Linked DNA regions of Homo sapiens: all the other regions are linked to region 3. A link is an interaction called in ENCODE POLR2A ChIA-PET data of the cell type or tissue named here. Cell type or tissue: GM12878. All regions are shown on one strand. Links, peaks and the distances in the headings refer to the core of each region. The heading gives the core; the rest is flanking DNA. Region 1 overlaps NDUFA6-DT (NDUFA6 divergent transcript). Region 2 has its middle 35 kb from the start of WBP2NL. Region 3 overlaps NFAM1 (NFAT activating protein with ITAM motif 1).

Region 1 (10,262 bases), core at 2,128-7,127, 320 kb before region 3:
TCACAACACACCAGTGAGATTGTGTTGATATACCCTTTTTTTTTTTTTTTTTTGAGACAGAGTGAGACTCACCTAGGCTGGACTGCAATGGTGCAATCTCGGCTCACTGCAACCTCCGCCTCTCATGTTCAAGCCATTCTCCTGCCTCAGCTTTCCGAATCGCTGGGATTACAGGTGCGCACCACCATGCATGGCTAATGCTTGTATTTTAGTAGAGACGGGGTTTTGCTATGTTGGCCAGGCTGGTCTCAAACTCCTGACTTCAGGTGATCCACCCACCTCAGCCTCCCAAAGTGCTGGGATTACAGGTGTGAGCCACTGCCCCCGGCTGATATACTCATTTTATAGATGAGAAAACTGAGGCACAAAGAGACTAAGTTACTTTACAGCATTGGGGTTGAAGCCCAGGCAGCTGGTGCCAGAGTCAGTTTTCTGACTCTCGCAGCACCTATACCATGATATCTACCTGTATGATTCTAACCTTGTGTATACCCCTGCCTCCTTCAGAAGTACCCACTATCATGATAAATTCATTGTGTTCAACATTCAAAAAAAAAATGGGGCGCAGTGGCTCACTCCTGTAATCCCAACACTTTGGGAGGCCAAGGCAGGTGTATCACCTGATGTCAGGAGTTCGAGACCAGCCTGGCCAACATGGTGAAACCCCCGTCTCTACTAAAAATACAAAAATTAGCCGGCATGGTGGTGGGCACCTGTAATCTCAGCTACTCGGGAGGCTGAGGCAGGAGGATCGCTTGAGCCCGCGAGGTGGAGGTTGCGGTGAGCCAAGATTGCGCCGCTGGACTCCAGTCTGGGCGACAGAGTGAGACCCTGTCTCAAAAGGAAAAGAAAAAAAAGACCTCTAAACAACCCACAAACTGGGAGAAAATTTTTGCAAATCACATGTTCCATAAGGGACTTGTATCTAGGATACATAAAATTCTTACAACTCAGTAATGAAAAGACAAATAGCCAAGTTTAGAAATGGGCAAGGGAGACAACACCAAATGCTGGTGAGGATGTGAAGCAACAGGAACTCTCCTTACTGGTAGGAACGCAAAATGGTACAGCAGCTTTGGAAGACAGTTTGGCTTTCTGACAAAACTAAACATACTCCCATCAGAAGATCCAGCCATTGCATTCCTTAGTGTTTACCCAAATGAGCTGAAAACTTATGTCCACACAGAAACCTGCACATGGATGTTTACAGCAGCTTTTGTTTTTGTTTTTGTTTTTGAGATGGAGTCTCGCTCTGTCACCCAGGGTGGAGTGCAGTGGCGCGATCTCGGCTCACTGGAAGCTCTGCCTCCTGGGTTCACGCCATTCTCCTGCCTCAGCCTCCAAGTAGCTGGGACTACAGGCGCCTGCCACGAAGCCCAGCTAATTTTTTGTATTTTAAGTAGAGACGGGGTTTCACCATGTTAGCCAGGATGGTCTCGATCTCCTGACCTCGTGATCTGCCCGCCTTGGCCTCCCAAAGTTCTGGGACTACAGGCGTGAGCCACCGCTCCCGGCCAGCAGCAGCTTTATTTGTAATTGCCAAAACTTGAAAGCAACCAAGATGTCCTTTAGCAGGTAAATGGATAAATAAACCTTGGTATATCCAGACAATGGACTATATTCAGCACTAGAAAGAAATGAGCTATTAAGCCATGAAAAGGCATGGAGAAACCTTAAATGCATATTAGTAAGTGAAAGAAGACAATCTGAAAGAGCTACATACTGTATGATTCCAACTATATTACATCCTGGAAAAGGCAAAACTATGGAGACAATAAAAAAGATGGCAGGGGCTGGGAGTGGGGAGAAATGCACAGAGGTGGTGCACAGAGAATATTTAGGGTAGTGAAATTACTCTGGATGTTATAATGGTGGATACATGTTATTACACATTTGTCAAACCCTACAGGATGTACAACACCAAGAATGAAACCTAATGTAAACTATGGGATATGGGTGATACTGGTGTGTCAATGTAGCTTCATTGCTTATAACAAATATATCCTCTGGTGCCTGATGTTGTTGGTGGGGGGAGGCTATGAGTGTGTGTGGGGTGGGGGAACCCTGTATTTTCTGTTCAGTTTTGCTGTGAACTCGAAACTGCTCTTAAAGATGAAATTTTTATTTTAATGGGTAAAGTATTTGAATAACCATTTCTCCAAAGAGGATATACGGGTGACCAATAAGTACATGAAAAGACATTCAACATCATGAGCCATTAGGGAAATAAAAATCAAAACCCTCGTGAGATACCATTTCTCACCCAGTAGAATGGCTAGAGTGAAAAAGGCAGACACAGCCAGTCACGGTGGCTCACACCTGTAATCCCAGCATTTTGAGAGGCCAAGGCCAGTAGATCACTTGGGTTCAGGAGTTTGAGACCAGCCTGGCCAACGTGGTAAAACCTCCTCTCTACTAAAAATAGGAAAATTAGCTGGGCATGGTAGTGCATGCCTGTAATCCCAGCTACTAGGGAGGCTGAGGCAGGAGAATTGCTTGACCCGGGAGGTGGAGGTTGCAGTGAGCCCAGATCATGCCATTTCACTCCAGCTTGGGTGACAGAGCAAGACTCCATCTCAAAAAAAAAAAAAAAAAGACAAAAGATAGTGTTGGCAAGGATATAGAGAAATTAGAACTTTCTATACTTTGCTGGTGGGAATGTAAAATGGTGTAGCCATTTGGGAAAACAGTCTGGCAGTTTCTTAAACAGTTAAATATGGCCAGGAGTGGTGGTACTCACTTGTAAGAGGCCGAGGCAGAAGCATTGCTTGAGCTTAGGAGTTTGAGACCAGACTAGGCAAAATAATGAGACCGTATTTAAAAAAAAAAAAAAAAGTTAAACGTGGACTTACTATATGATCCAGCAATTCCAATCCTAGGTATTTACCCTGAAGAAATTTTTTTCCACACAAAGACTTGTATGCAAATGTTCATAGCAGCATTATTCACCATAGCCAAAAACTAAAAACACCCAAATGGCTATCTGTTGATAAGTGGATAAACAGAAGGTGGTCTGTCACCCAGGCATGGTGGCTCATTCCTATAATGTCAGGATTGCTTGAGGCCAGGAGTTTGAGAACAGCTTGGGCAACATAGTGAGACTGCATCTGTTGAGGGAAGTCAGGAACCCCGAACGGAGGGACCGGCTGAAGCCGTGGCAGAAGAACATAAATTGTGAAGATTTCACGGACATTTGTTAGTTCCCCAAATTAATACTTTTATAATTTCTTACACCTGTCTTTACTGCAGTCTCTGAACATAAATTGTGAAGATTTCATGGACACTTATCACTTCCCCAATCAATAGCCTTGTGATTTCCTATTCCTGTCTTTAATCTCTTAATCCCGTCATCTTCGTAAGCTGAGGAGGATGTATGTCGCCTCAGGACCCTGTGATGATTGCATTAACTGCACAAATTGTTTGTAGAGCATGTGTGTTTGAATAATATGAAATCTGGGCACCTTGAAAAAAGAACAGGATAACAGCAACGTTCAGGGAACAAGAGAGATAACCTTAAACTCTTGACTGCCAGTGAGCCGGGCGGAACAGAGCCATATTTCTCTTCTTTCAAAAGCAAATGGGAGAAATATCGCTGAATTCTTTTTCTCAGCAAGGAACGCCCCTGAGAAAGAGAATGCGTCCCTGAGGGTAGGCCTCTGAAATGGCCACTTGGGGGGTGGCTGTATTTTACAGTCACAGCTGTAGGGATGAAATAAGCCCCAGTCTCCTGTAGCGCTCCCAGGCTTATTAGGATGAGGAAATTCCCACCTAATAAATTTTGGTCAGACCGGTTGTCTGCTCTCAAACCCTGTCTCCTGATAAGATGTTATCAGTGACAATGCATGCCCAAAACTTCATTAGCAATTTTAATTTCGCCCCGGTCCTGTGGTCCTGTGAACTCGCCCTGCCTTCATTTACCTTGTGATATCTTATTACCTTGTGAAGCATGTGATCTCTGTGACCCACACCCTATTCGTACACTCTCTTCCCTTTTGAAATCGATAATAAAAACTTGCTGGTTTTATGGCTCAGGGGGCATCACGGAACCTGCTGACATGTGACGTCTCCCCCGGACACCCAGCTTTAAAATTTATCTCTTTTGTACTCTGTCCCTTTATTTCTCAGACCGGCCGACACTTAGGGAAAATAGAAAAGAACCTACGTGAAATATCAGGGGTGAATTTTGCCCGATAGCATCTCTACAAAAATTTGTTTAAAATAGCCAAGCATGGTGGTACGTGTCTATAGTCCCAGCTACTCGAGGGGCTGAGGTAGGAGGATTGCTTGAAGCCAGGAGTTCGAGGCTACCATAAACTATGATCCTACCACTGTACTCCAGCCTGGGTGACAAAAAAACAAACCTAAACAAAACACAAAATATGGTGATACGGTTTGGATATTTGTCCCTTCCAAATCTCGTCAAAATGTCATCCCCAGTGTTGGAGTTGAAGCCTGGTGGAAGGTGAATGGATCATGGAGGCAGATCCCTCATGAACGGCTTAGCACCATCCCCTTGGTGATGAGTGAGTTCATCTGTAATCTGGTTGTTAAAGGTGTGTGGCATCTCCCGCTTTGCTCTCTTGTTCCTGCTGTCACCATGTGACATCCCTGCTCTCCCTTTTCCTTCTGCTGGGATTTGAAGCTTCCTGAGGCCCTCACCAGGAGCAGATGCTGGAGCCATGCTTGCACAGCCTGCAGAACTGAATCAATTAAACCTCTTTTTCCTCTCTCTCTTTTTTTATTTTTATTTTTTTTGATATGGAGTCTCACTCTGTCACCCAGGCTGGAGTGCGATGGCACGATCTCAGCTCACTGTAACCTCCGCCTCCCGGGTTCAAGCGATTCTCCTGCCTCAGCCTTCCAAGTAGCTGGGATTATAGGCGTACGCCACCATGCCCAGGAGGCAGAGGTTGCAGTGAGCCGAGATCACACCACTGCACTCCAGCCTGGGTGACAGAGCAAGACTCCGTCTCAGGGAAAAAAAAAAAAAACTACCAAATTGTTTTCCAGAATAACTGAATCATTTTACATTCTCATTGGCAATTCATGAGTGATCTAGTTTCTCCACATCCTCTTCTACATTTGGTGTAGCAACTGTTTACATTTAGCCATTTGGAATAAGTGTACAGGGATAGCCCATTGTAGTTTTAGTTTGCATTTCCTTAATGGCTAGTGATATTGAACATCCTTTCCCAAGTTTATTTCCAATGTGTATATTCTCTTTACTGAAGTGCTTTTTCATGTCTTTTGCACATTTTTATTTAGATTATTTATTTTTGAGTTTTGGGAGTTCTTTATATATTCTAGATACTAGTCCTTTATCAGATACGTAGTTTGCAAATATTTTCTCCCACTCTATGCCTTTTCATCCTCTGAACAGGGTCTTTCACAGAGTAAAAGTGCTTAATTTTGATGAAATCTATTTTATTATTTTTCCTGTTATGGATTGTGCTTTTAGTGTCAAGACTAAAAATGCCTTGTGTAGCTCTAGGTCCAGAAGATTTTCTCCTAAATGTTTGATGATGTACATTTAAGTCCATGGTTTGGTTTGGTTTTTGTTTTTTGGTTTTTGTTTTTCTTTGAGACAGTCTTATTCCCTCACCCAGGCTGGAGTGCAGTGGCATGATCTTGGCTTACTGCAACCTCTGCCTCCCAGGTTCAAGCGATTCTGGTGTCTCATCCTCCAAAGTAGCTGGAATTATAGATGCGCACCATCACGCCCAGCTAATTTTTGTATTTTTAGTAGAGACAGGGTTTCACCACGTTGGCCAGGCTGGTCTTGAACTCCTGACTTCAAGTGATCTACCTGCCATGCTGGAATTATAGGCATGAGCCACTGCACCTTGTTGTAATTTTTGTATATAATGTAAGATTTATTTCAAGGTTCATTTTCTTGCCTATGAATATCTGATTACTCCAGAACCATTTGTTGAAAAGCCATTTTTCCTCCATTGAATTGCATCAGCACCTTTGTAAAAAACCAACTGGGCACATATTAGTTGGTGACAAATTCTTTTAGTTTTCCTTCCTTTGAGAATTTTACAATTTCCCCCAGCATTCTTGAAGGATATTTTCATTGGATATGGGATTCTGAGTTGATAGTTTTTTTAACAATGGAAAAGTGTTGTGTCACTTCTTTCTGGTTTCTGTTGTCTCTGATGAGAAATAAGCTGTCATTCAAATTATTTTTTCTATATAAGTAACATATTGTTTTTCTCTGGCTGCTTTCAAAAAATTTTTTTGTTTTGTTTTCAGAAGTTTGACTATAATGTATCTTGGTGTGAACTTCTTTGGGTTTATCCCAATTGGAATTCTCTCAGCTTCTTGAATCTATTGTTTTATGCATTTTGCCAAGTAGGAAAGTTTTCTTTGAATATTTGTTCATTTGATTATTTATTTATTAATGTATTTTTTTGAGACAGGGTCTTGCTCTGTTATCCAGGCTGGAGTACAGTGGCAGAATCATGGCTCACTGCAACCTAGACCTTCCAGGCCGAAGCGTTCCTCCCACTTCAGTCCCCAGAGTAGCTGGGACCACAGGTGTGCACCACCACACTCAATTTTTTTGTTTTTGAGGCGGAGTCTCGCTCTTTCACCAGGCTGGAGTGCAGTGGCATGATCTTGGCTCACTGCAATGTCTGCCTCCCAGATTCCAGTGATTCTCGTGCCTCAACCTCCTGAGTAGCTGGGATTACAGGTGCCTGCCACCATGCCTGGCTAATTTTTGAATTTTTGGTAGAGACGGGGTTTTACCAAGTTGGCCAGGATGGTCTCAATCTCTTGACCTCATGATCCGCCTGCCTTGGCCTCCCAAAGTGCTGGGATTACAGGCGAGAGCCACCACGCCCGGCCCCCTCCTATGTTGTCCAGGCTGGCCCCAAACTCCTGGGCTCAAGCAATCCTTCTGCCTCTGTCTACCAAAATGCTGGGATTACAGGGATGAGCTATCATGCCCCACTCTGATCTTTTATTAACAGTCTCACAGGCCCTGAGGTTGTGTTTATTATTTGTTTCTTTTCTTTTCTTCTTTTTTTTTTTTTTTTTTTTTTTTTTTTTGGTTGAGATGGAGTCTCGCTCTGTCGCCCAGGCTGGAGTACAGTGGCGCGATCTTGGCTCTGCCTCCCGGGTTCACACCATTCTCCCGCCTCAGCCTCCCGAGTAGCTGGGACTACAGGTGCCCACCACCATGCTCGGCTAATTTCGTTTTTGTATTTTTAGCAGAGACGGGGTTTCACCGTGTTAGCCAGGGATGGTCTCGATCTCCTGACCTCATGATCCACCCACCTCAGCCTCCCAAAGTGCTGGGGTTACAGGCATGAGCCACTGTACCGGCCTCTTTTATTTTCTCTTTTCTTTCTTGTTTACTTTTTCCAGTCCATTTTCTCTCTGTTGTTCAGATTGAGTAATTTCTGTTGTCCTGTCTTCCAGTTAACTGCTTGTGTTGTCCTCTTTTCCACTTTTGAGCCCATTCACTGAGCTTTTTATTTCGTTGTTGTATTTTCTATTTCTAAAATTTCTATCTGATTCTTCCTTATATCTCCTATTTCTATGCTGAGACTCTTTTTTATTTTTTCAACATGTTCATAACTGTATTTTTTTTTTTTGAGATGGAGTCTCACTCTGTCGCCCAGGCTGAAGTGCAGTGGCACGATCTCGGTGCACTGCAACCTCTGCCTCCCAGGTTCAAAAGATTCTCCTGCCTCAGGCTCCCGGGTAGCTGGAATTACAGGCATGCACCACCACACCCAGCTAATTTTTGTACTTTTTGTAGAGACAGGGTTTAACCACGTTGCCCAGGCTTGTCTCGAACTCCTGGACTCAAGCAACCAACCTGACTTGGCCTCTCAAAGTGCTGGGATTACAGGCATGAGCCACTTTGCCCGGCCTGAGTTGCATTCCTCTATGAATTTTAGAAAAAGCAATCAATTTCAACAAGAAAATTGCTGGAATTTTTATTGATTACACTGAATCTATAGATTAATTTGAGAGGAACTGACATCTTTAAAATGTTGAGTCTTCTGATTCATGACCATGGTATGGCTCTTCATTGATTTACATCGTCTTTAATTTCTCTCAGCAATGTTTTGTAGTTATTAGTGTATGATTTTGCATGTAGCTTTTGTTATATTTTTTGTCTATGTATTTTATATTTTGGATGCTGTTATAACTGGTTTTTAAGAAGTTTTAATTCCCAATTGTTTATTCCTATTATATAGCAATATAATTGATTTTAATACAGTGATCTTGCATCCTTCAGCCTTGTTAAGCTGTAGTTGCTTTTTGGATGATCCCACAGGATTTTACACACAATCATGTTATTTGAAAATACAGTTTTATTTCTTTCTTTCCAATCTGATTGCCTTTTACTTCTCTTTTTTGACTTGTTCACTGGCTAGAGCTTCTAGCACAATATCATACAGAAGTGATGAGGGTAGACCGGGTGCGGTGGCTCATGCATGTAATCCCAGCACTTTGGGAGGCCGAGGCAGGCGGATCACCTGAGGTCAGGAGTTCGAGACCAGCCTGGCCAACATGGTGAAACCCCATCTCTACTAAAAATACAAAATTTAGCTTGGCGTGATGGTGCACACCTATAATTCCAGCTACTTGGGAGGCTGAGGCAGGAGAATCGCTTGAACCTGAGAGGCAGAGGTTGCAGTGAGCTGAGATCATGCCATTGCACTCCAGCCTAGGTGACAGAACGAGACTCTGCCTCAAAAAAAAAAGCAATGAGGGCAGACTTTTTTTGCCTTAAATTAAGACATTCCTGGCCAGCTGTGGTGGCTCATGTCTGTAATGCCAATACTTTGGGAGGCCAAGGTGGGTGGATCACCTGAGATCAGGAATTTGAGACCAGCCTGGCCAACATGGTGAAACCCCGTTTCTACTAGAAATACAAAAATTAGCTGGGCGTGGCGGCAGGCACCTGTAATCCTAGCTATTCAGGTGGCTGAGGTAGGAGAATCACTTAAACCTGGGAGGCGGAGGTTGCAGTGAGCCAAGATTGTGCCCTTACACTACAGCCTGGGTGACAAGAGTGAAAGTCTGTCTCAAAATAAATAAATAAATAAATAAATAAATAAATAAAGACATTTCTGAACTTAGGAACAAAGCATTTAGTATTTTACCATTGAGTATGTTGCTAGCTGTAGGTTTTTCGTAGATACCCCTCATCGGATTGAAAATGTTTCCATGAATTCCTCGTTTGCTGGGAATTTTCTTTTCTTTGAGGTTCAGATGTTGATTTTGTGAAATATATTTTATGCATCTATTGATATAATCATGGAATTTTTCTTTTTCTGTCTGTTAATATGGTTAATTTCATTTATTGGTTTTTGAATGTTGAACCAACCTTGCATTCCTGGGAGTAAATGCTATAGATAATGTTGTATATATTTACATATTATTTTCAATGTGATAAGATTTTGTTAATATTTGCATCTGTGTTTATGAGGATGTTAATCTGTATCATCTTTACCTGTTTTTTTTTTGTTGTTTGTTTGTTTTTGAGATGGAGTCTTGGTCTGTTGCCCAGGCTAGAGTGCAGTGGCGTGATCTTGGCTCACTGCAACCTCTGCCTCCTGGGTTCAAGTGATTTCCCTGCCTGAGCCTCCCGAGTAGCTGGCAGTACAGGTGCTTGCCACCATGCCCAGCTAAATTTTGTATTTTTAGTAGAGATGGGGTTTCATCGTGTTGGTCAGGCTGGACTCGAACTCCTGAACTCAAGTGATCCGCCTGCCTCAGCCTCCCAAAGTGCTGGGATTACAGGTGTGAGCCACTGTGCCTGGCCCATTAAGGTGCATATGTATTTAGGATTGTGATATTTTCCTGTTGGACTGATTTTTTTTTTTTTTTTGAGACAGAGTCTCGCTCTGTCTGCCCAGCCTGGAGTGCAGTGGCGTGATCTCAGCTCTCATCTCACTGCAAGCTCCGCCTCCTGGATTGATGCCATTCTCCTGCCTCAGCCTCCCGAGTAGCTGGGACTACAGGTGCCCACCACCACACCCGGCTAATTTTTTTGTATTTTTAGTAGAGACGGGGTTTCACCATGTTAGCCAGGATGGTCTTGATCTCCTGACCTCGTAATCCGCCCGTCTCAGCCTCCCAAAGTGCTGGGATTCCAGGTGTGAGCCACTGCGCCCGGCTGGACTGATCTTTTATCGTTATGTAATGTCCCTTTTTGTCTTTTTTTTTTTTTTTTTTTTTTTTTGAGACAGAGTCTCACTCTGTTGCCCAGGCTGGAGTGCAGTGGCGCAATCTCG
Region 2 (10,262 bases), core at 1-5,000, 390 kb before region 3:
CTCAGATTCTACCACACTAGAAGACATACTGAAGTAATCAAGGGTTCACTCCCATATACATAGTCAGCATAGGTATAAAGATTAGAAGTGCTAACTGATATGAATATGTTGCTTTGGTGACTTGAATACCATTGCTATTGGCAATATTGTTCTCCAAAATGGTGAACAACCTTTGAAAATTTTCCAAATAAAACAAAGTTTAGTCTTCCCTTGATTTACACAGTGGTTGAATTCCTGAAAATTTCTGTATATATTAAAGTCATATAAAACAGAGTTAGGCTGTAGGCTCAAATGATTATAAACATGCTTCACCTACATCACTGGCTGGAGAGCCATTTGAAAGTCAGGAGACATAGGACAATTAAGGTACTGCCCTGTACGTTTCAGGATGTCTTGCATCTTCGACTCCTCACCCATTAAGTGCCAATAATGGCCTCCAATTGGGATAACCAAAAATGCTCCCACTTATTTCCTAATTGCTCCCTGGGGGGCAGTACCATCCCTGCTGAGGACCACTATTCTAGACTGTTTCAAGGCTTTCAGCCCCTTCAGAGCTCACCATTCTCCCACTCTGGCAAGGCAGGCAAAGTTCTTAATTTCATTGGCCTTTCCTTATCTTATTGTAGGCTCATCAAGCCACCTAAAAGGGAGGCCTTAAAAATACATTAGTAGCCAGGTGTGGTGGCACATGCCTGTAATCCCAGCACTTTGCACTTTGATAGGATAAGGTGGGAGAATCACTTGAGGCCAGTTCAAGACCAGCTTGGGCAATATAGCGAGACCCTGTGTCTAGGAAAAAAAAAAAAAAAAAAAAAAAGCCAGGTGTTGTGGTGTGCACTTGACCCAGAAGACATTTAAATCAATATATTTTCTATGCATTTTTTTTTTTGAGACAGAGTCTTGCTTTATCACCCAGGCTGGAGTGCAGTGGCACAATCTTGGCTCACTGCAACCTCCACCTCCCAGGTTCAGGCAATTCTCGTGCCTCAACCTCCTGAGTAGCTGGGATTACAGGCAGGTAAAACCATGCCCAGCTAATTTTTTTTATTTTTATAGAGATGGGGTCTGGCCATGTTGGCCATGCTGGTCTTGAACTCCTGGCCTCAAGCAATCCTCCTGTCTCAGCCTCCTGAAGTGCTGGGATTACAGGCATGAGCCACTGCGCCTGGCCTTCTATGCATATTTCTTATATGTAGTTGAAATCATGCTATATAATGTTTCACCAGATATTTTACATTTTCATAGGTTTTGAAGAAATGCTTGTAAATATTGTTAGTGACCACATAATATTCTGTGACACAGTTACACCATAACGTATTTTCTCAGTCCCTCTTTTAAGGTATTTGAATTGTTTCCAGGTTTTTGTTATTACAACTTCATGATTAACTTCTTTGTATATGGAGCTTTTTAAAAGTTTTAAATGCTTTCCTTAACACAGCTTAGAGTCATTGATTGATCTGCATTGTGAAAATTAGGAAACCAGATGCTCCCATGTTCTCAAGGACAGCCTTTCTTAAGGAAGTCAGGTAGATATTAATGGGTTTTATGTGAAATGGAGTAACTGGGTTAAATATAATTGAAAAAGACAAGAAAACTGGTTTCTTTACTACTTCTTAGAGCCTTGACTATACTAATGGACATAATCTCCAAGAAGGAGAGATTTTCAAAATTTACAGTTTTTTCAAAATTATTTGATTTTAGAATATTCAGTAAACATTTTGTTCAGTGGAAGAAACTGAGAAACACTTTCTGGAATTATGGGATATTAGAATTAGAATGGACTTCAGGTATCTGGAGTATGCTAGACCTTAAAGCTCTTTCCAAAAATGAAGACAAGTCAAAAGACCATTCTTCCTTCCATTCCAAATAAAAGAGCTTTATATCCAATTTACAGAAAGCAGGGTGGGACATCTTGAAGATAAAATATATAGAAAGTAGCTGCTGCTTCCTCTCAGAAATTACTGGGATAGAGTTATGGGTCTAGGAAGCTGGAATGTCAAAACACAGGGACAGCCACTTTGCCCAGGCAACTGGCATGAAGGGAAGAAGTGAAAAGGGAAAGTGTGGCTGTAAACCTCTCTAAAGTTTCCAAACAGGGAATCCAGGCAATATTGGATCTTAAACATGGGTCATAGGATCTGGCGCTTTTATCCCTAAAATTTTTGGAGGAAAATAACGAGATATTTTAAGTTTCTTCTTTTCTTACTTCCAAACTACAGTACGTGGGCAACAGTGATGAGAGGAAGAGAGGAGAGACTCAACCAACTAGAGCAGGGATAAGGTTTCCCTTGTTCAGCTTTTCAGTGTCTGCTGGAATGTGATGGTAAGTTGAGAACAGGGTGAATGGGTGAGGCCTTTTTTATATCAGAAAGTTTTCCGAGTAACTGATCTCTGGCAAATATTTGGGGATTAGAATTCTAAAAGAATACAAACTAGACTTCTCTTCTGCTCTTCATGTTAGTTATACTTGTACCAGGTAGATTTGAGGTGGGGTCCAGTTACCTGAAAAGCGTAGCAGGTTCGAGTTTCTTAAAGGTGGAATTCCACCATGTTCTCCTGTGCAAAGGGTACCTGTTTACCTGGTCCACCAAACTGCCCCAGTACAACCAAAGGCTGTGACTGTGTAAGGATAGAACCAAGTGGAGCCACAGTTTGGACCCACGTGGTGCTGCGTGGCACACCTACTGTTAGTTAGCTCCCACTGTCTGGTACAGTTGTTTCCCCCAAAGGCTCAGTCCAATTTGTTCTATAAGAAGAGCTTTGTGTCCTGTATATTCAAAGGACCCTGGTTTTTGCTTTGCTGAGGACAAATCCAGTCAGAATTCAGCTGAGCCTTCTGCATGCTGAGAGCACTCATGTGCTGAGTTCCTCAGCTCCTCACTGACGTTTTGAGTACTTTCTTTCTGACTCACTCACTGTGCTGGTGGATTCCGCTCTTCCTGTCTCTTCCCCAGCTGCAATACAGAAACTATACTCTGTTGTCTACTCTTTCATTTCCTATTAGAAATATAAAGGGATAGAAATAAGAAGACCTTTTAGTCCTGGACTATCTGGTATTGGCCCCTAAAATGAGCCTCCAAATACTCCTTTTCATGGGTAAGTGGATGCTCCCCAGCCTGCTGGAGCAGAACCTTCCTGGCTCAGCTACCCTGAGATATCAGGACAAAAACATATAGTTGGTGTGATTTTCCTCTTTTTGTTTTTTTTTTTTTCAAGATAGAATCTGGCTCTGTCCCCCAGGCTGGAGTGCAGTGGCGCGATCTCGGCTCACTGCAACCTTTGCCCCACAGGTTTAAGCGATTCTCCTGCTTCAGCCTCCTGAATAGCTTGGATGACAGGTGCCTGCCACCATGCTCGGCTAATTTTTGTGTTTTTAGTGGAGACAGGGTTTCACCATGTTGGCCAGGCTGGTTTCGAACTCCTGACCTCAAGTGATCCACCCGCCTCGGCCTCCCAAAGTGCTGGGATTACAGGCATCGGCCTGTGCCTGGCCGATTTTTCAATCCATAGATTAATATGTTCAAGAAATATTGCATGTCTTTGTTTTCTGTAAATTTATTTCTGTTACCAAGATCCCCACCACCATCTGCTTTGTTGGTGGGCTTCTCACAAATCCTAAGATTATGCAAAGGTATCCAGATTTTATTTGGCACCAAGATGCTGAGAAGTTTCTTCTGGTCATCAGACTGCTTCTGAAACAGCCACTATCCAGTCCTGGCAGTCCCGTCAAGTCTAAAAGCTTGTTGCCTTGGGACCCCAGAATCTTAGGTAGGGCTTAGAACCAGGGTGTCAGAGATCCAACTCTGTGTACCATATTGCTCCTTAGAACTGGGGAGTAGGACCCCAAAGGCCTCCTTATCCTTGAGAGTCTGACAATTCCTTAAACTTCCAGATTCTGCCCTCTCAGCTGTGCTGTTGGTCTGCATCACCTCTATCTCTTAAGCATCTATCCTAATCCAAATCTCAGGATTTGGGTTTACCCAAAAGGTAATAGAAAGCCTTTGCCTTCATGTTGACTTGGCTTTCCTTGCCTAGCACTTGGTTGCTTGCTTGAAAATCATGTATGTATATATATAAAATGTAGAAGCCCAATTCAAATTAATAATGTAAAAATTTATTCTGTTACACAGATTACCTCATTGTCAGGTAGGAAGTGAAACGTATGATATTCTTCCTGGCCTTTGCCTTGAGAGTCTTCTGGAGCCTGAAGAGGGTGGGGCAGACAACCATGGACTGCTAGAGAATAAACTTTCTTTGAAGCTTCCTAAATGGATTAGAAAGAAGGGGTTCTGTCAAAGGGAAAGGGTCTATACAGATGTGACCAGCAGTTTGATTAGTTTAGATGTATGATTTAGTAGCCAATATAAGAAACTTGTAATTTTTAGTAATTAGAATTTATTATAAATAATAAAACAGGGTATTAATTATTAATATTATGGTATCTTTGGGGTGTCACTTTTCTGGCCAGAAACCTCTGTGGACAAGTGGCACCTCTGCCCAAGTATTGCTTGGGCCCACTGGGCTCATTCCACCCACCCGGCCTGACAGGCTGCACTTGGCTCATGCTACTGGCCTGGATCCCATGCCTGCCAAGGGAGATTGCATGGAGTGACAAGGGGTGTGTGGGGAAGTGTGGGGTCTGGCTATTTTTCAGTCAGATGTGCCAGCTGCTGCAGTGGGGTGGTCAGCTCCAGGTACCAGCATGGGCACCAGCTCTCCACGAGGCTGCAGCTGGACCAGTCGCACTCCAAGCAGCTTCCACAGCTGGCACCAGGGAAAAGGTGGTGCCCAGAAGCTTGGAGATGCCAGGAACCATAGGGCCCCAAAGAGGGAGTCACAGCCCTGGCTTGGAGAGCTCCCAGGTCTGGGCTTCCCAAAGGGCTGCAGCTCTTCTTTTCTTCTCTTTGCCCACAACATGTTGAGCAAGGGGCATGTCTCAACCCTGTTTGTGTTACAGGTCTTTTAGCCTCATTTAGTGGGTCCAAAGTTCTTCAATGAGGTGCACAGACAAGTAGAGGGTGAGCAATGAGAATGAGGTACACAGACAAGTGGAGGGTGAGCAAGACAAACAGGAGCTATTGAGTGACAATAGCTCAGAGGAGGCCTTGGAGTGGGTAGCTCCTATCTGCAGGCAGGTCTTCCTGTCATCTCTGTGGCTCTCAGCAGAGAGGAGGCCCTGGAGTGGGTAGCTCTTCACTGCAGCTCATTGTGCTGATGTCTGCTGCTCTCAACAGAGAGGGGTCCTGGAATGGGTAGCTCCTCTCTGCAGCTGGTCGTCCCAACATCTGCTTAGCTCTGGCTGAGCCCAGGGATTTTATGGGCCTCAGAGGGGAAGAAGTACATATCGATTGGTCCATATGTGGCCATGGGCAGGCCCAGAAAAGCCATCACAAGTTCTCACTCCAGTCCATGGGACTGGCATCCTGGCCCCCAGCTTTCAAGCCCTCCCTGGCCTGAAGGTGTGACGTCACCAGGGACCCATCCCCTTCTACCCAGGAACCTGTCTGCCTCCTTCCGTTGATGGTACCCAGGCTGTAGGTGCCAAGCCAAGCTGCCCTCAGCTCCCCTCAGTTTCCTTCTATGCTCATTGTGCCCAAAATCTGGAGGGGGCCAGGGCGGCAGGGGGCTGGTGTGTCAGCACTGCCCAACTTTGCTCTGAGATCAGAGAAGGCAGGGAGAAGCTAGGCAGTAGGAACAGGCATTTCCATGCCTGCAAGGGCAAGGGGGTATCGGGGGACCTGCCCCAATAATCACGTAGGTTCTTTTCTATTTTCCTAAGCGTCGGCTGACTTGAGAAATAAAAGGACAGAGTACAAAAGAGAGAAATTTTAAAGCTGGGCATCCGGGGGAGACATCACACGTTGGTAGGATCTGTGATGCCCCACAAGCCACAAAAACCAGCAAGTTTTTATTAGGGATTTTCAAAAGGGGAGGGAGTGTGCGAATAGGTGTGGGTGACAGACATCAAGTACTTAACAGGGTAATAGAATATCACAAGGCAAGTGGAGGCAGGGTGAGATCACATTGCTAATGAAGTTTCAGGCACCATTGTCATTGATAACATCTTATCAGGAGACAGGGTTTTGAGATCACCCGGTCTGACCAAAGTTTATTAGGCGGGAATTTCCTCTTCCTAATAAGCCTGGGAGCGCTATGGGAGACTGGAGTTTATTTCACCTCTGCAATCTCGACCATAAGAGACAGGTACGCCCCGGGGGGGCCAGTTCAGAGACCTACCCCTAGGTGCGCATTCTCTTTCTCAGGGACTTTCCATGCTGAGAAAGGAATTCAGTGATATTTCTCCCATTTGCTTTTGAAAGAAGAGAAATATGGCTCTGTTCTGCCCGGCTCACCGGTGGTCAGAGTTTAAGGTTATCTCTCTTATTCCCTGAACAATTGCTGTTATCCTGTTCTTTTTTCAGGGTGCCCACATTTCATATTGCTCAAACACATATGCTGTACAATTTGTGTAGTTAACGCAATTATTACAGGGTCCTGAGACGATACACATCCTTCTCAGCTGACAGGATTAAGAGATTAAAGCAAAGACAGGCATAGGAAATCACAAGGATATTTACTGGGGAAGTGATAAGTGTCCATTAAATCTTTACAATTTATGTTTAGAGACTGCAGTAAAGACAGGCATAAGAAATTACAAAAGTATTAATTTGGGGAACTAATAAATGTCCATAAAATCTTCACAATCCACATTCTTCTGTCATGACTTCAGCCGGTCCCTCCGTTTGGGGTCCCTGACTTCCCGCAACAAGGGGGGCCTTCCTGGGCCCCCAAGAGTGCAAGGATGCCTGGGTCTGCAGCCACGGTTTGGGCAGCTGGAGCTGTGCCTGGGAGGGTGGAGCTCCCACCTGCCCCTCTGGGCCCTGAGAGCACAGGGATGCCTGGGTCTGCAGCCACGGCTTGGGCGGCTGCAGCAGCATCCAGGAAGCTCTCACCCCAACTTGGAAGGGGCGGGTCTCGCGCTTGTCCCTGGCTTTTGCCTTCTCCATGGAGCATGCAGCCCTGGCCATGCCTAGTTGCTGCAGCCAGCGTGATGGCAGCAGCTGCTCCAGATGGCCTGCTGCTGCCATCATTAATATGTAGCTATTAAACACAGTTGGTGAATCACTTTTTTGTCTCTTAAATTATTTTGCAATAATTTAATATTTATGACATACAAAAATTATATATATTTAATGTATACAACTGAATGTTTTTGTGAAACATTGTGAAATGACCATCACATTCCAACTAATTAACATATCTATTACCTGTATATAGTTACCATTTTTATACCCTTTGACCAACATCCTCCATTTCCCCCTCTTCCCAGCCCCTGGCAACCACCATCCTACTTTCTGTTTCTATAGTTTGACTATTTTAGATTCTACATAAAAGGGAGATCATGCAGTATTTCTCTTTCTGTGTCTTGCCTATTTTGTTTAACATAACTTCCTCCAGCTTCATTCATTTTGTTACAAATGGCAGGATTTTCTTTTTTAAAGGCTGAATAATAGTCTGTTTTGTATGTGTGTATAATCACATTTTCTTTATCTGTTCATCACTGAAGGACATTTAGGTTGTTTCCATATCTTGACTGTCGTGCAAAATGCTACAGTGAACAATGGGAGTACAGATATCCCTTTACTATCCTATAGGATTGTTTGATCATATGTTCTATTTTTTTTTTTCTTTGAGACCAAGTCTCGCTCTGTCGCCCAGGTTGGAGTGCAGTGGCGTGATCTGGGCTCACTGCAAGCTCTGCCTCCTGGGTTCACACCATTCTCCTGCCTCAGCCTCCCGAGCAGCTGGGACCACAGGCATCTGCCACCATGCCCGGCTAATTTTTTTTACTTTTAGTAGAGATGGGGTTTCAGCATGTTAGCCAGGATGGTCTTGATCTCTTGGCCTTGTGATCTCCCCGCCTCGGCCTCCCAAAGTGCTGGGATTACGGGCGTGAGCCACCGTGCCCGGCCATGTGTTCTATTTTTAATTTTTTGGGAACCTTCATACTTTTTCCATAATGGCTGTATGAATGTATATTCCTAACAGCAGTGTACAAGGGTTCTCTTTTCTCCACATCCTTGACAACATTTGTTATCTTTTATCTTTTTGATAATAGCCTAAAAGGTGTGAAGTGATATCTCATTATGGTTTTGATCTGCATTTACCTGATGATTACAAATGTTGAACACATTTTCATATGCTTATTGGCCATCTGAATTTCCTTTTTTGAGAAGTGTCTATTTTGGTTCTTGGCCCATTTTTTAATCCAGTTATTTGTATTTTTAGCATTGAGTTGTATGAGTTCCTTATATATTTTGGATATTAATCCCTTATCAGCTATATAGTTTCCAAACATTATTTTCCCATTCTGTAGGTTGCCTTTTCATTTTTTGGATTATTTCTTCTGCTCTGCAGAAGCTTTTTAGTTTGATGTAATCCCACTTGTCTATTTTTTCTTTCATTGCCTGTGCTTTTGGTGTCATATTGAGAAAATTATTACAAGACCAATGTCAAGGTTTTCCCAATGTTTTCTTCGAGGAATTTTGCAGTTTCAAGTTTTACATTTGAGCCTTTTGTCTATTTGAGTTGATTGTTGTGTAGTATGAGATGGGGTCAGATTTCATTTGTGTGTGTGTGTGTGTGTGTGTGTGTGTGTGTGTGTAGATACCCAGTTTTTCCAGTACTGTTTATTGAACAGATTATCCTTTCCCGATTGTGTGTTCTTAGCACCCTTGTCAAAGTAAGTTGTTCATTAATATGTGAGTTTATTTCTGGGTTCTCTGTTCTGTTCCATTTTGTCTGTGTCTGTTTTTATGCCAGCACCATACTATTTTGGTGATAGCTTTGTAAGATAGATAATTTGTAGTCAGGAAGTGTGATGTCTCCAGCTTTTTGTTCTCGTTCAAAATTGCTTTGGCTATTCAGGGTTTTTTGTAGTTCCATATGAATTTTAGGATTTTTTTTTTCTATTTTTATAAAAAGTGCAATTGGGATTTTGATAGGGATTGCATTGAATCTGTAGATTGCTTTAGGTAGTATGGACACTTAGACGATATTAATTCTTCCAATCTGTGAACATGAGATGTCTTTCCACTTATTTGTGTTTTTATTCCATTTATTTGTGTCAGTTATTTTGCTGAGTCCCGTAAATTCCTAAGTATTTTAAAATTTTTGTTGCTAAAGTAAATGAGGTTGCATTCTTAATTTCCCTTTCAGATAGTTCATCTTTGGTATATAGAGATGCTATGGAGTTTTATATGTTGATTTTGTGTCCTGAAACTACGGAATTCATTCATTAGTTCTACCAGTTTCGGGGGGAGGTGCGGGGAGAGAGAGAGAGAGTGAGAGTGTGTGTGTGTGTGTGTGTGTGTGTGTGTGTTTGTAGTCTTTTGAGCTTTTTATGTATATGGTCATGGCATGCAAAAATAATCTTACTTTTTCCTTTCTGACTTGGAAGCCTCTGTTTTTCTTGCCTGATTGCCCTGGCTATGACTTCCAGTACTATGTTGATTAACAGTGATAAGAGTGAGCATCCTTTCCTTGTTCTGTATCTTAGAGGAAAGAAAAGCTTTCAGTCTTTCACCATTGAGTGTGATGTTAGTTGTGGGCATTTCATAAGTGACCTTTATTGCATTGAGGTAAATTTCTTCCATACTTGTTTTGTTGAGTCTTTATCATGAAAGGATGTTGACTTTTGTCAAATGCTTTTTCTAGGTCTACTGATGTGATCATCTGTTTTTTGTGTTTCCTTCCTCTTATTGTGATTTACTACATTGGTTGATTTTCATATGTTAACTGACCTTGTATCCTATGGATAAATCCCACTCTATCATGTTGTATAATCATTTTAATGTGCTGTTGAATTTGGTTTGCTAGTGTTTTATTAACGATTTTTGCATTTATGTTCATCAGGGATATTGCCTGGTAATTTTCTTATGTTATCTTTAGCTTTGGAATCAGGGTGATGCTGACTTTATAAAATGAGTTTGGGAGTGCATTCTCTTTTTTAATTTTTGGAAGAGTTTAAGAAGGCCTAGTGTTCTTTGAATATTTGGTAGAATTAGCATATGAAACCATCCGGTCTTGGGCATTTCTTTGTTGGATTTTTTTTTTGTTTGAGACCAAGTCTCGCTCTGTTGCCCAGATTGGAGTGCAGTGGTGTGATCTTGGCTCACTGCAAGCTCCGTCTCCCGGGTTCACGCCATTCTCCTGCCTCAGCCTCCCGAGTAGCTGGGACTACAGGCACCTGCCATCACGCC
Region 3 (10,262 bases), core at 3,148-8,147:
CAACAACAACAAAAATTTGGCCAGGGCTGTTGGCTCATGCCCGTAATCCCAGCACTTTGGGAAGCCAAGGTGGGCAGATCTCTTGAGGTCAGGAGTTCAAGATCAGTTTGGCCAACATGGCAAAACCCCGTCTCTACTAAAAATAAAAATATTAGCCAGGTGTGGTGGTGGGCACCTGTAATCCCAGCTACTCAGGAGGCTGAGGCAGGAAAATCGCTTGAATCTGGGAGGTGGAGGTTGCAGTGAGCCAAGATCGCGCCACTGCACTCCAGCCTGAATGACAGAGCAAGACTTCGTCTCAAAAAAAACAAAAAGAAGAAAGAAAGAAAAAGAGAGACACACCCTCCCTCAAAGAACTAAAGGCACTCACAGTTCCAGGGAATCGACTCACATGTCGGCAGTCACAGTGGGTTCGACTTGTAATTGACATAACGACACTCGCTTGTGAAATGTCATTCCAGGGAGCTGGCACCCGGGCCCCCTCCAGGGCTCCCCTCTGGTGGACGGAGCAGGGGGGATTTTACCCTGGACTTTGTATCTCCGGACTCTACTGCAGGATTGCTGCTGTTTAATGATAACATTACATTCATTTTGTCATAAAACTAAGAGCCTTGCTTCAGGGCACGGACTTATCCGAGATGGGACAGGGGCAGGGTAGGCATATAGAGATGGGGGCTGTTATATTGTCCCCCAGGGACCCAGGTGGGCTGGGATGGTGGCGCGTGTCTGTAATCCCAGCTACTCAGGAGCCAAAGCAGAAGGACCTCTTGAAGCCAGGAGTTCAAGGCCAGCCTGGGCATCAAATTTTTTTTTTTTTAAATTAAAAAAATTTTTTTTTAGAGACAAGAGGGGTAGAGTGAACCACAAATGACATCACCACCGACCCTGCCCAGCAGCCCTGCACAGCACTCACAGGCCACTGCCCCCTCTGTGTACCTACCCTGTGGCCCCCTCGACCTGTGACCTCCATATCCTCACCCGGGGCCTCCTGCTCCTCCTCACAGTGTATCTAAGAGGCCACTCCAGGGGGAGGGCAGATACACTGTCAGCACCATGAAACCTTCCTGCTTGTCCTGGGCAGGAAGACTTCAGACCAATTTCTTTAAAAATTCTCCCTGTCTGAGGTATCCTTCTAGAAAATGATGAACTCTGCTACTGCAATTAAGCCGATCTTTACAATTCCAGGGAAATCTATAAAAACAGACGTCCGTTGTTCTATATTCTTTTGGGATTCATTTCTTTAAGGTCACCGAGTTAGGCTCATGACAATGCACTGCTCTGGCTTAGATCAGCCACAGCGAGGAGAGGCTTCGAAACGAGAACCTCAGACCTCTGATGAAACTGCTGTGTCCAAAAAGTAAAGAGAGGAAGCCGTCTCTGACGAGCTCAGTCAATAACAACGTCCAGTCTGGAGACGTCAGGCCAAAAAACCCGGGGGAGGAGAGGAGGTCCGCAGTTACAGCCAAGACCTCTGGGTTCTGGCCTGCGAATGTAGCTCACCACCTCCCCTGCACCTACACCTTCCTTTCTTTCTTTCTTTCTTTTTTTTTTTTTTTTTTTTTTTGAGATGGAGTCTCGCTCTGTCGCCCAGGCTGGAGTGCGATGGCGCGATCTCAGCTCACTGCAAACTCTACCTCCTGGGTTCACGCCATTCTCCTGCCTCAGCCTTCCGAGCAGCTGGGACCACAGGCACCCGCCACCATGCCTGGCTAATTTTTTGTATTTTTAGTAGAGACGGGGTTTCACCGTGTTAGCCAGAATGGTCTCAATCTCCTGACCTCGTGATCTGCCCACCTCGGCCTCCCAAAGTGCTGGGATTACAGGCGTGAGCCACCGCGCCCGGCCTGCACCTTCCTTTCAATGGGGCATCAGCACCCCAGAGCTGGAATCCTGCAACTGCCCAGCTCCCACCCCATCTCCTGGACCCGTGCCTCCCAGAGGCCCCTTCAGGGGTGTAGGCTGTAGAGGTCTAGGCCCTAGTTGGCTGCCAACTAGAAGCGGTCCCCCGTGAAGGCACAGTGCTGATAGGTTTCACGGTCATTTCCAAGTCCACAAATTCTTTTCAGCTGTCATTTGTTTGTGCCTCCCACAAACATTGAAGGGGTACCAGTTAGGTCACAGGCCCTGTCCCAGACCAGGAGGGGCTCCCTGCCGTGGCAACATCCCCAGTCCAAAAGGGAAGGAGCAGAAAGAGCCTGAGGCAGAAGGGCTGGTATGGGGAGCATTGAGTTTGCCTGGGATGAGGTTGGGGTGCAGGGTTTGTGGCCCGGGGGTCTAGAGGGTGTCCATGACCCAGAAGTAGGAACCCACAGACAGAAGGAAAAGAAAAATTACAGGAATTGTATCCTGGCTTGGTGTGACACAGGTCCTATGTCAATTAAACACCACGACGATCCTAGGCGGCAACTATTGCAACCGCGTTCTGGAGCGGGTCTAGCTAGGAGTGGTGGCACACGCCTGTAGTTCCAGCTACTCAGGAAGTCGAAGCAGGAGGATCGCTTGAGCCCAGGAGTTTGAGACCAGCCTGAGCACATAGTGAAATCCCATCTCAAAACCAAAACCAAAAAGCAGAGGATCTTAAAGGCCCAAAACCACAGAGATCATGAGTGGTGGGGCCAGGCTTCGGACCCCAGTTGGTCTGGCTGTGTTGAGGAAGAAGAGCCAGCACCCAGGCTGGGAAGCTGTCATCAGATATGGCAGGGGGTGCTCACATTGGCACTGGGCACAGTAGCCATCAGATGCTAATAAGAGGTTTGTCAGAACCCTGGTGGGCCTCACAAATTTTCACCACCAGATGGCCAACAAGTGGCTACTTGGCTCCAGGATCACATGGAGACCACGGGGTCACAGAAGGTGGGTGTAGAGGGGGCTGGGGAGAGCTGCAGGGCATCCGGCCTGCCCCGGGGGTGCCTGCTTCTCACCCCAGGCTGAGAGGGGCTTTAGCGGGACCCTGGCTGAACTTGAGCAGTATTCCCTGAGTGAGGGCACTCGGCCGCTATCTATCTCATGCCAGGGCGTGGTGTGGCTGCATCATGCTTTGTCCCTTTTCTGGCAAAGGCAGTATGTCCCCATGGGATAACGTGGTCCGGGGCAGTGAGCTGGCTGAGTGTCCTTCTAGACTGGCTCATGCAGCTGCCTAGAGGGGCCCACGGCCTGGAGAGGAAGACCAGGGTGGATACCAGACGCCGGGGGCTGAGGAGGGAGTGAGAGCCACAGAATTCCAGTTAGCAATCCCCCACTTCCGTGGGGGCCCCAACGGACTCCACGCAACACCGCAAGCACGCAGAGCCCAGGGCCAGCCTCCCCCGCACCTGACAAGGCAGGTCTTTTCTGCCTCCACCCAGGTTGACCGGTGGGGACGGACAAGGAAGGGGTCTGGGTGGGAAAGAGAAGAGGCACCTCGCCCCTCACCCTCACACAGGCTTCAGGTGGCCTGGGGAACCACTTCAGCTTTAGAGTTTGAAGTTTTGTCTGTTACACAGGGTTAGAGATGTGAAGAACTGGGACGCATTTGTGACTTTCGGTGACCATAGAACTTTGACTTAGAGTGACCAGAGGAGCTGAGTTTTGCCAGGAGAAATCCCCCAGCACCAAGGGGCCTAGAGGGCCCAGGAGCTGCTCCCAGCTGCTTTTCTGGTTATTCTCCAGGTCCCATGGGATCTGGGGCAGGCAGAGCTGGAACAGGTCCTGGGGCGCAGGGAGGAAACGTCTCAAGGAGCCCCAGGTGTTTTCTGTGCAGGGAACGGATTTGAGAACTTCCCTTCCACTTAGAGAGTTTAGGAGGATTTGAGATTTGCCCTGTGGAGAGCGGGGCCTGGAGGTGGCTGCAAGGAGCACCCCTGAGGCTCAGGGAGGGCAGAGTTGGGGCAGAGAGTGAGGAGGGGCTGGTGAGGACCTGAACTCTCCTGCCTGGCCTGCCCTGCTGCAGGGGCAGGGAGTTTGGCCCAGGGGGAGTTTTCTGAACAGGAGCTTCTTGAACCTGCTGAATGTGGATAGGATGGTGCAGGGAGAGGGGAGAGGGCACCCATAGTGAGGACCATGGGGGAGGAGGGGTGGAGCAGGAGGGCAGCAGGGCCATCAGAGGCAGGGTTGCCACACGGTGTCTGGGAGGGCCCCCGCCCCGTCCCCGGGCTTGGCTGTTTGTTTTGAGTCTTCAACTCCTCTCCTGTGCCTCCCCACCCCCACAGAACTGCAAGCGCAGACATCTCATCTGGGCAGCGCCGTGGATCCCTGCTTAGTCTGCCCACCCTGCTTTACAGGAGACTGTGTTTTGGGGGGTGACACACCCTCCATCCCTCACTTCTCTGCAGCTCCAGGGAAGTCCCTCCCACACTGTGAGGAAGCCTTGGGCCTGGCCAGAAATAGGGGCGATGAGCGGGGGCGTTTGGGAAAAGCCCAGGTTCTGGAGGCAACAGGCCTGGATGCGGCTCCTGGCTCTGCCACTTCAAGGCTGTGCAACTTGGGCAGCTGGCTTTACTTCTCTGACCTCAGTGTCTCCCCACAACACAGGGGGAGCAACAATGCCAGCCTTAAGGGGTTGTGGTGGGATTAATTGGGACCTGGAACCCAGCTACTTGCCACGGGCCAGGCTGCCTTTCCCCAGGGACAAGAATGAGACAGGGAGTCCTCCTTGGGGATCTACAAAGGCAAATCCCAGCTGGGTGTGGTGGCTCATGCCTATTAACCCCAGCACTTTGGGAGGCCGAGGCAGGCAGATCACATGAGGTCAGAAGTTCAAGACCAGCCTGGCCAACATGGTGAAACCCCTTCTATACTAAAAATACAAAAAAGTATCTGGGTGTAGTGGCACAAGCCTATAGTCTCAGATACTTGGGAGGGTAAGGCAAGAGAATCGCTTGAACCCAGGAGGCGGAGATTGCAGTGAGCCGAGATCGCACTGCTACACTCCAGCCTGGGTGACAAGAGCTATCTCTGTTTTTTTTTTTTTTAAAAGGCAAATGCCAGCCCTATACCCTTCTGCCGGGTTAAATGACATGCCCTCAGTGCAGGGCACATAGGCCCTGATGGTCCAGGCACAGAAGGACCCCCAGGGGTCTTTCCCTGACCCAGACTTGGGCACTGTCCCTGTCCCGGGCGCTGGCCTGGCCTGGCTGAAGGCCCCTCAGGGGTGTGGTGTGTGCAGGGCTGGGGGCATGAACAGCCCTCTGCCTTCAGCCTCCAGCTGCTCTTCTCCCACCCTTGTTGGGAAAGAGTTTGTCAACCGCCCACGGGTGCCTGAGTCCTTCCTTTTCCGGTTCTTCTTATGAATCTGTGGCTGCTTGAACTTGGAGTTTGAGAGCTGGGCGGAGTTGCTATCCTCCCACACCTGGCGCGGGGACCACATGCCGAGTGAGTCCCTGGCGGGGTGTGCCCCCACGTGTTTGTGTGCCCACCTGGCAGCTTTCCTGTGGATCACTGATGTTCAGGATCAGACCTGCCCACCACCTGCACAACGCCCCCATCCCTCCAACTCAACAGCTCCCATCCAGTCCCCTCTCCTGCCCAACCAGGGCTGTCTCTGTGGCTCTGAGTCCCCAGCGATCCACAAACTCATCCTGCTCCTGCCCTGCCTGAACCGGCAGGGGCTCCCTGCTGGAGGAGACCCAGGAAGGAGTCTGAAATCAATTTACGGGGTCAAGACAAGCAATTAAAAAAAATAGAACATGAAGCATTTCATGCGTAGTAAGGGCACTGTTTGCGACCTTCTAGTTTCAGTTATATTCATACAATTGGGTTCAGACAGGGTCACGCTAAAACATGCATCTCTTAACTTTGGGCCACTGCTAAGAAAAATGGAAAGTCCCTGGCTTGGAGGATCCAGTTCTTGCCTCCCAGGACCTGCACAGCCCCGCTCAGCTGCTCTCTGGCCCTCACTCGCCCACTCCTGCGTAGACGTCAGCCTGCCACACTCCGGCGCCTTCGCCCGTGCTGTTCCGGCTGTGCGGAATGTCCTACCCATTCCTTCCTCTCCTGGGCTTTGGGGTCCCCCTCTGTCTCCAGGACATGCTCACTTCCTCCCTGAGCCACTCCTGGGTGTCTGGCTGCCCCGCACAGCACAGACTCTCAGGCGTCACTGTTAAGCCATGTGATCAGAAGAGCCAATGTCCCCTGGGTTTGGTTTCACCTTTTGCAGATGACAAAACTGAGGCTCAGAGAAGGCAAGAGGTTTGCCCAAATTGCAGTGGTAGACATGGGATTTTAAGCTGGGTCCCTTTGAGTCTGTAATCCCACTCTTGGTTTTTTTTTTTTTTTTTTTTTTTTTTTTTTTTTTTTCTGAGGCAGAATTTTGCTCTTGTACCCAGGCTCGAGTGAAATGGCACGATCTCGGCTCACTACAACCTCCACCTCCCCGGTTCAAGCAATTCTCCTGCCTCAGCTTCCCAAGTTGCTAGGATTACAGGCATGCGCCACCTCGCCTGGCTAATTTTGTATTTTTAGTAGAGGTGGGGTTTCACCATGTTGGCCAGGCTAGTCTCGAACTCCTGAACTTGGGTGATTTCTTGAGCTCAGGACTTTAAGATCAGCCTGCAGAATATAGTGAGACCCCATCTCTACTCAATAAATAAATAAATTAGCCAGGCATGATGGCATGCCTGTAGTCCTAGCTACTCAGGAGGCTGAGGCAGGAGGATCACCTGAGCCTGGGAGTTCGAAGCTGCAATGAATTATGATCATGCCACTGCACTCCAGCCTGGGTGACAAAGAGAGACCCTCTCTCAAAAAACAAACAGGCTGGGTGCAGTGGGTCACGCCTGTAATCCCAGCACTTTGGGAGGCCAAGGCAGGTGGATCACTAGAGGTCAGGAGTTCAAGACCAGCCTGGCCAACACGGTGAAACACTGTCTCTACTAAAAATACAAAAATTAGCCGGGTATGGTGGCAGGCGCCTGTGATCCCAGCTACTCGGGAGGCTGAGGCAAGAGAATCGCTTGAACCCAGAAGGCAGAGGTTGCAGTGAGCCGAGATCACGCACGCCACTGCACTCCAGCCTGTGTGACAGAGCGAGACTCTGTCACAAACAAACAAACAAACAAACTCCTCAAAGCAAGAAAAGAAAACATTCTCAAAGGAAAGAAATATACTTCTTTAAAGGGAGTCAAAAATTCAGAGGCTGTTTCCTTAAACTTGGGTCATCTAATAGGTAGACAGGGCCAGCAATAGGTAGGGGCCTGGGGACAATGGTAGTCAGAAATGGCCCTGCAGCACTGGGGGACTGTTATTGTCACCTCAGCTCAAGCACAGCCTGTGGCTCCCAAAACAGGAGTGACCCCCGAGCCCTCTACAGGCTGGCCCTGTGACAAAGCCAGTGCTGCAGAGGGCCAGATGGCATCCCTGTTCTGCAGCAGGGGCGGACATTTTGGGAAAGGAATGCACCGTGGAAAACTTGGTATGCTCTTATTGAAAATGCTCCCATGGGCTAGGCGCAGTGGCTCACGCCTGTAATCCCAGCACTCTGGGAGCGTGAGGTGGGTGGATCTCCTGAGGTCAGGAGTTTGAGACCAGCCTGGCCAACATGGTGAAACCCCGTCTCTGTTAAAAATACAAAAATTAGCCAGGTGTGGTGGGGTGGTGGGCACCTGTAATCCCAGCTACTCGGGAGGCTGAGGCAGGAACCTGGGAGGCAGAGGTTGCGGTGAGCCGAGATCGCATCATTGCACTCCAGCCTGGGCAGTAAGAGTGAAACTCTGTCTCAAAAAAAAAAAAAAAAGAAAAGAAAAAGAGAAGAAAAGAAGAAAATGCTTCTGTGGCTTCCTCTCACCCCCAGAATCTGCCACCCACAATCTCCCCCGTCCCTCACACTCTGCTCCAGCTGCTGAGGCTCCTCCCACCACCAAGTCATGGGCCAGGGCTTTGGTCCCGGCTCCCCACTGCATGGAACTCAATCCCTTCTATGGCATCAAGCGCGCGTTGTCAGTCAAGGGCGTGAGGACCCAGACAACGCTGATCAAAGGTATCCATCCCAAGTTAGGTCGATTTTAAAGGAAAACACTTTGATTCCCCAGGTACAGAAGAAAGCAGTTCCCACAGTCTTTATTTTAGGCATGGGGTTTGCCCTCCAATTTAATTCTGGCATCTCTCAGAGCTGTGCCTTTTTAAAGGCCCATCTGAAAGGCTGCGATCGGGGCTCTCAGAGCCCCAGCCATGTGCCTGAGCACAAATCCCAGGATGCCACAGATGAGCAAGCGGGCAGGACACAGGCATCAAATGCAAAAGCGTGTGGCCAAGTGGCTGGTGAGGGAGGGGCATTTTGCAGGACTTGGAAGACAACCTTTGAACAGAGACTATTTCGGAGCTTTTAGCACCGTTGCCTTTGGAATGGCGCCATCGGACAGGTTGTCACATCTTTCAACACCTCCAAATTACAAAGATGCCTCAAGACGTGGCCATTTCCACAGCCCATCCATGGCTCATTTTCATGCCTCTAGACCCCCGAACCAGGGTGTACGGTGGCCGCTCGGGGACACAAACCAAGTGCAGAACGTCCAAGGTTTGAATCGGGAATAAGCCTCACAAGGGTCAATCAGTGTCTTTACAGCAGTTGCCTCCTTTTTGCCTGTTTTGAAAGTCAAGGCCGGGCGCAGGTGCTCACGCCTGTAATCCCAGCACTTTGGGAAGCTGAGGCGGGCGGATCATCTGAGGTCAGTAGTTCGAGACCAGACTGGCCAACATGGTGAAACCCCATCTCTACTAAAAATACAAAATTTAGCTGGGCATGGTGGCACGCACCTGTAGCCCCAGCTACTCAGGAGGCTGGGCAGGAGAATCGCTTGAACCCGGGAGGTGGAGGGTGAGCCGAGACCGCGCCACTACACTCCAGCCTGGGTGACAGAGTGAGACTCTGTCTCAAAACAAAAACAAAAAAAGAAGGTCAAAAAAAGGTCAAGTCGCTCCAACTTTGGAGCTCATTTGAGAGTGTGGTCTGGGTCATCAGGGGACTCAGCCTCTCCTTTTATAGCCACCCCTGTACCCTCAAAGGGGCATCAGGATGGTGTGGAAGGTGGCAATAGGGCCAAAAGGGTGAGGTTGGGTCTGCTTCTTGTCTCTGAATTGGAGTGGGCAAAATGAAGTGAGGGGAACAGGCTGGGCGTGGTGGCTCACGCCTGTAATCCTAGCACTTTGGGAGGCCGAGGCGGGTGGATCACGAGGTCAAGAGTTTGAGACCAGCGTGGTCAAGATGGTGAAACCCTGTCTCTACTAAAAATACAAACATTAGCTGTGCGTGGTGGCGGGCGCCTGTAATCCCAGCTACTTGGGAGGCTGAGGCATGAGAATCACTTGAACCTGCGAGGCAGAGATTGCAGTGAGCCAAGATCTCGCCACTGCACTCCAGGCTAGGCGACAGAGCAAGACTCCATCTCAAAAAAAAAAAAAAAAGGAAATGAAGTGAGGGGAACAGACCCCCCAGAGAGTGCCTCCTTCAGCAGGGAGTGTTTGTTCACCCAAAGTCTCACCAAGGAGGGCCAGGCCCTGCCACCAGGAAGGGAGCTGACAGATGGAGACAGAAAGAGGTGGGAGAAAGGAAAGACTGTGGGCTGCAGGAGTCCAGACAGGGGGGCCCATCTCAGCCTGGGAGGGGCAAGGGGTTCCTGGGAAGGCAACTCTTGGAGTGTGGGTCATTATTTGGTTTTTAAATTAGAATTCTTTAGGTACCCCTACCACCTCCCAGTAACAGAGTGAAACATGTTCACTGTAGAAATTCTAAAAATGCCCAGCATTTTCGGAGGCCAAGGTGGGAGGATTACTTGACCTCAGGAATTCAAGGCCAGTCTGGGCAACATAGCAAGACCCCATTTCTGAAATAAATAAATAAATAAAATTAGCTGGGCAAGGTAGCAGTGCCTGCAGTTCCAGCTACTCTGGAAGCTGAGGTGGGAGGACCACTTGAGTCCAGGAGTTTGAGGCTGCAGTGAGCCATGACTGTATCACCTCAGTCCAGCCTGGGTGACAGTATGAAACCCCATCCCTCTTTTCTTTTTTTTTTTTTGAGATGGAGTCTCACCTTGTTGCCCAGGCTGGAGTGCAGTGGCATGATCTCAGCTCACTGCAATCTCTGCCTCCCAGGTTCAAGAGATTCTCCTGCCTCAGCCTCCTGAGTTGCTGGGATTACAGGCATGTGCCACCACACCCAGCTAGTTTTTGTATTTTAGTAGAGGGAGGGTTTCACCAGGTTGGCCAGGCTGGTCTTGAACTCCTGACCTCATGACCTCACCATGTTGGCCAGTCTCAAACTCCTGACCTCATGACCTCACCATGCTGGTCTC

What was found. Peaks named below come from ENCODE experiments on the same cell type or tissue, not always from the same donor. Only the 100,000 strongest peaks of a DNase experiment are listed, where the experiment ranks them.
Region 1: POLR2A ChIA-PET joins it to region 3 with 6 read pairs; 2 of 35 experiments call an interaction of 5 or more read pairs at or near these places.
Region 2: POLR2A ChIA-PET joins it to region 3 with 5 read pairs; 3 of 35 experiments call an interaction of 5 or more read pairs at or near these places.

What each region holds. Positions count from the first base shown.
Region 1 is chr22:42,092,059-42,102,320 of GRCh38, forward strand. NDUFA6-DT (NDUFA6 divergent transcript) reads left to right here. Exons shown (of 5, transcript NR_034118.2): 3 at 61-174. Among named protein-coding and RNA genes, the nearest start is that of NDUFA6-DT, 6.3 kb to the left of the region's middle. In GM12878, for the core only: no CTCF peak of the experiment used is centred there; no DNase peak of the experiment used is centred there.
Region 2 is chr22:42,028,501-42,038,762 of GRCh38, forward strand. It overlaps a transcript of WBP2NL not described here. Among named protein-coding and RNA genes, the nearest start is that of WBP2NL, 35 kb to the left of the region's middle. In GM12878, for the core only: no CTCF peak of the experiment used is centred there; a DNase peak (open chromatin) is centred at 2,921; H3K4me3 peaks cover 892 bases; H3K27ac peaks cover 2,774 bases.
Region 3 is chr22:42,413,754-42,424,015 of GRCh38, forward strand. All of the region lies in intron 1 of NFAM1 (NFAT activating protein with ITAM motif 1), which reads right to left. Among named protein-coding and RNA genes, the nearest start is that of NFAM1, 14 kb to the right of the region's middle. RefSeq lists an enhancer at 5,630-5,749. In GM12878, for the core only: no CTCF peak of the experiment used is centred there; DNase peaks (open chromatin) are centred at 5,898 and 6,018; H3K4me3 peaks cover 969 bases; H3K27ac peaks cover 1,433 bases.